Linked DNA regions of Mus musculus: region 2 is linked to region 1. The links are chromatin loops, found by intact Hi-C in ENCODE. Cell type or tissue: heart. All regions are shown on one strand.

What was found. Peaks named below come from ENCODE experiments on the same cell type or tissue, not always from the same donor. Only the 100,000 strongest peaks of a DNase experiment are listed, where the experiment ranks them.
Region 2: a loop joins it to region 1, with 2.9 times the contacts of the local background. A loop is called at or near these places in 2 of 42 quality-filtered maps.

The regions. Positions count from the first base shown.
Region 1 is chr10:119,238,728-119,241,227 of GRCm38, reverse strand. It overlaps Cand1 (cullin associated and neddylation disassociated 1), which reads left to right and starts at 1,173. Exons shown (of 15, transcript NM_027994.1): 1 at 1,173-1,587. The coding sequence starts at 1,520. In heart, no CTCF peak of the experiment used is centred here; DNase peaks (open chromatin) are centred at 687 and 1,067; H3K4me3 peaks cover 2,500 bases; H3K27ac peaks cover 2,500 bases.
Region 2 is chr10:118,140,422-118,142,921 of GRCm38, reverse strand. Mdm1 (transformed mouse 3T3 cell double minute 1) reads right to left here and starts at 1,135. Exons shown (of 14, transcript NM_148922.3): 1 at 960-1,135; 2 at 1-72. The coding sequence starts at 977. In heart, no CTCF peak of the experiment used is centred here; a DNase peak (open chromatin) is centred at 1,171; H3K4me3 peaks cover 1,757 bases; H3K27ac peaks cover 1,489 bases.

The sequences.
Region 1 (2,500 bases):
CATGTCACCTCTGATCTCTGGTGGTTGTGTTGGTGTATCCGAGCACATAGGAAAACTTAGATTTCATAACTAAGTGCACAGAAGCCGACTATTGAAAGATGTAGGCTCAGAGCACAATCTGCAATGATACTTCCCCACCACCTCCCCTATTTGCGACAGGTTTGCACTAGATACCCCTAACTGGCCTAGGATTCGATTTAGAGACCAAGCTAGCTTTTATACTTGAGACCCACAAGGCTCTCCTACACTTGCCTCTACTGATCAGGGATTAGAGGCGTGCACCATCCATGTTTGGCATTGGGAGAGAATCCTTACTAGGACCTAAATGGAACAGAAAAAAAGTGGCTCCGGGATGAATAAAAGGATTACGTCCAAACTGTGGCCCTGAGGCCTTTTAGCGGAGCAAAGATTAGTACTAAGGTTCGACTAGGCCCCTACCAAAACACTGAATTTTGCAAGGCGCTTGCCCAAAACAACATGAGGACGGGGGTGGGGGTGGGAGTGGGCGATGTTTTCAGGGAAACAGACACTTTAGAAACAGCACACGCCGATGGAAAGATTTTATTTAGCATAACCCGCGTTGCCTGCCTGCAAATCCCAGCATTCTCTCCGACCACGGGAACCAATAAAGAAACTCCAGGTTCAAAGAGCCAATCACGTCCTTCGTGTGTCCCCAATTGAATTGTGGGAGTCGTAGTTCTCACGTGGCAACCATACAGCATGGTTGTTAGGGGACAGTTTCGGCCACGCGTACCGTTCGGAAAGAGAGCTCATTTTTCCATTGCACCCCTTGGCCTCCAGGCCAGCTCTTAGCATCATCACCCACAAGCCCCACGCGCTTTCAAACGCATAGACCTTCCTTCTTAATGTCGCAGGGAGGAGCAAGGAGCGTTTGCAGAACTCCGGCCTTGGACGCTCACTGCCCGTCCTTTAACCGTCGCTTTAAGGTCTCGCGAGAAGAGCCCCTCGAGGCGTTGCCATTCCGCCCGAAAGGCGGCCCGTGCGAAGACAGACAGCCGGCCGGGCCAACGGGAGCGTCCCTGTAAACCGCGACTGCGCAGAGTGCGCCGGGCAGCCCCGGTGACCTCCGACCCCGCCTCCCCGCAGCGCCCTGCGTCGGCCGCCCCCGCCCTCCTAGCGAAGGAGGCGGGCTTTGGCCTCTTGCCCTAGGGAGCGAGTGCGGAGGGAGTGGGAGCGAGGCGGCCCGAACGCAAGTGTCTGGCTTCCCGGCGAGGCCCAAGCCGTCCGTCCCGCCGCCCATGAGCTCGGCGCCCCGCGAGCAGCGCCGTCGTTAGGCCGTCCCCGTCACTCACTCTCGGCCTCCCCTACCTCCCCCCCGGGGCAGCCATTCCCCTCCCCATCCCCGTCTGGCCGGGGACTGGACGTCGCGTCGGAGCGCCTTCCCCAGTCCGCGTCGCGGTGCGACCCTGGAAGCGGGCGCCGCCGCCAAGGAGAGGAGGAGCCCCGGCCGCGGGGCCCAGCAGCCACTGAGCCAGCAGGCGGGATCGAGGCCGGCAACATGGCGAGCGCTTCGTACCACATCTCCAACTTGCTGGAGAAAATGACATCCAGCGACAAGGACTTCAGGTGAGGCTGAAATCCGACCCTCGCCCCACCTCGGGGTGGGGGAGAGGTGGAGGGCGGCCGCCGCCCGGGCCTCGCGACAGGCCCTGCCCCACCCCTCGGTCCGGCGGGTCTCCAGCCACCCCCTCCCCCATCTCCCCGCTAGGCCGTTGTCCGCTCTGGCCGCCCGGGGCTGGTCCGCGTCCCGGCGTCCCTGGCGCATCCTTTGTCCACCCCCAGGGACGCGTCCCAGGTAGCGCCCGGGCCCGAAGGCACGGGCTGCGCGGGAGGGAAGGAGTTTTTCCCGGGCGGGCGGGTGGCCGGGCCTAGTCCCCGGCCCTCCCGAGGCGCCAGGCCATCCCGGCGCTGGGGGACAAGCTGCCGCTCTCCAGCCACTCAGCCGCCGCCTGGCTTTTTCCCGCGGATGGGAAATGGGTGCCACGATCAACTTTCTCCGAGGCCTTCGCTGATTGGATTGTATACTTTCTCTTTGGATCCTTCTCTTTGGCGAAGGTGGCCAGAAGGGGGAGGGGAGCCCGGCTTGGTGGGGGGGAAACTTGGCCTGCAGGGTTTTCCCGCCAGCATCCCTGTCACTTTTCTCCGGCCGAGTGAAAGCCACGCAGGATCTTGGGGTTTCGGTCTCACATCCCTATACAGAGTCATGGCCAGAGGGCTGGATTGCCAAGCAAACCAATCTTGAAAAGAGAGGCTGGTGAGCCATGAAGCTTAATCATAGAGTTGTGTTCTGCAAGACCTGGACCATTGGTTCTTAGTCCCGTGCATATCGAAGGTGTTATATTTTCACACAGTCGCCTCGTCTGTTTTTTTCATGCTACACTGATTGTTAACACACACACCACGCCTAATCCTTCACAAATAAGCCCTCTGTCAAAAGAAAAAAGGCTATTTTTTTGATACCTAAGTTTTCCTCTGTAAT
Region 2 (2,500 bases), 1.1 Mb after region 1:
CACTGAGGGATTATAAGACTCTGACAAATAGGACTTTTTCCACAGGAAGTTTCTCTGGTATTCACTCAGCCCCTATAATGAAAAGTGCAATTTGAGCACAGTGTAGTGAAGAGGTGTTTTAGCATCAGAAAGAAAAACAAAAACAAAAAAACCTCAACCTCTGAAGAGTGTTCTTGAAAGGCCCAAGAATGAGAATTAAACCCCAGTCAAGCTCCTTAATAATAGCTAATATTTACCCAGCCCTGGGCTAAGTAGCCCCTTAATCCTCACAACCACCCGAGCCAGACAAGCCGGAGTCCCTCAATGAGGCTGCGCTATAACTGGTTCTCTGATTCCAAAGTGTGGTAACAAACCTAAGTCCTCACTAGAGGTTTATCCTAAATTCATCGAGTGCATAATGTTATGGCTTTTAATAAAAGGCAATTAGAGAAAGACGTGTTCCCCTCCCACTCTGTCTGGCAAGCACTTTAGAATTAAAGAGTCCGGGATTACAGAAACACTGTGGCCACCTGTTGCGTGGAAAGGCGTTAGACACAGACAGCTATCTGGAACTGTGAGCAAAACCTAAAGCAAACGTGCAACTAGCAGGCTGCACACCTACCCACGCTCTCCTTTTACTGGGGCCCGCTTCCCAAGCGTTTAAAAGACCCGCGCGCTTTAAAGTTTTGCAGGAAAGGAGCTGAATGCTATCGGCAAGAGGAACCACAGGTGTCCTACACCGACAGCAGCCTTTCGTCCCACTGTCAAGGGCCCTCCTTCCGCCTCCGCTCCTGGCGACCCCAGACTGACGCCGTCAGGCCCCCATCGAACTCTCCCCACCCGCCCCTCCGCGCTGGGCCACCGGCCGGAGCATCCTCCGCCCCGCACAGGCTCCGGCCAGGAGGCTCGGTACGGCACAGGCGCGTCACGCACCCACCCCGCGGCGTCCCCGCCACCCGCCGCCCAGCCCCCGGCCTCACCTTGAAGCGCACCGGCATGTCGCCCTGCGCTGCGGAGCCTGCCCCGCCGACAGTTAACGGGAGCAAAAGCCCCGAGGGGGCGGGACGACGCGACAACACTGGTTCCCTAGCAAGATCCTGGACCCGGCGTCCCCGACGACGCGCCGGCGCACTCCGCGCCGCCCTCCCGCCCCGCCTCTCGGCCTTGCTCCGCCCATTTTGAGGCCTAAAGACCAATGGCAGCCCTCACCGTCATTACGATTAGACCAACCAGCACTCGTAAGGGCACGGCCCCGCTCCCTAATGGCGGGCGAAGAGCTGGCCAATGAGGATACCGGAGCTGCGGTGGGCGGAGCCCGCGGGAGCTTTGTTCAGGAGGCTGCAGGCAGAGTCCCCGCAGTGCGCGCACCGCAGCCTGTCTGTGTAGTGTGGCCGGGCTCGGCAAGAGCCTACCTCACTGGTTCCAGCTCCCTGACATCACAGAACGTGAAAGTGTGCCTGGCATTCCAGAATGCACGACAGAACCCACAGTCTCTTTGTCCATAAAGGAAATTGCCCCTAGAGTACCCGGCTGAAAAGAAGTTGCTAAGGAGAGAAGCGTTACACGAGCCTTGGGTCAAAAAGGATAGGTCCAAAAATACATACGACCTAGGATGATTCAAGTAAAGTTTATTAAGACCGCAAAGCCAACTCATCCTTTTTAAAAATAAAATTCCCTCTGTACACCAGGCTGGCCTGGAACTCAAAGATATCTACCTGGCTCTGTCTCCATAGTGCTGGGATTAAAGGCATGCACCACCAGTCCCAACATTGGGCAGGCAGAGCCAGGGAGATCTCTGCCTGGTCTACAGAGTGAGTTCCAGTATCGGGCTACACAGAAAAACTCGGTCTTGAAAGAATAAATAAAAATAAAATTCCATTTGACTTTTATAGGTTATTGCCCATCGTGAAACACTGCTAATTCTGAAAGTCCAGAAAAAAAATTACCCAGACATGCTAAATACATTATTTAGTCGATCATAATATACTATGTCCTGGGCTCGCTTTCCAAGTGAGAGGCATGAATGGGAAGTTTGAAGCAGAGTGGTCCCTGAGGGTAGAGATGATTAGAAGAGGCTCAGGGGTAATTTTCAGACTTGGCCTTGAAAATTACAACTGCAAGAAGAGGAAGATAAGATGATCAAGGCAGACATATGTCTGGAGAGAAGGTTGCCGGGGTTCTTCTAGGAATAATGAATTTACCTTTGTCCTGTGTTGGGATGTTCCCATCAACCCTTCCCAGTCCCTTCAAGTGCTTCCTGCAGACTCCTCTTCTTGGCTCCTAATTGATGTCTCCGATCTTCTTCATTATCATGGAGATAATTTAAAAATTCATTTGAAGAAGCCACCTGATATCTAAAACAGAGAGAATATTAAATAAGACCCTGTGCTGCCATGCATCCAGGAGACCTTTCGTTAATGTTAATCGGTGAGGACAGAACCCCAGTCCTGTGAATTAAAAATGACACAGGCAAGACACAGTGGAACATGAAATGAAACCCCCTGCAGGAAGCCAGCCAGGA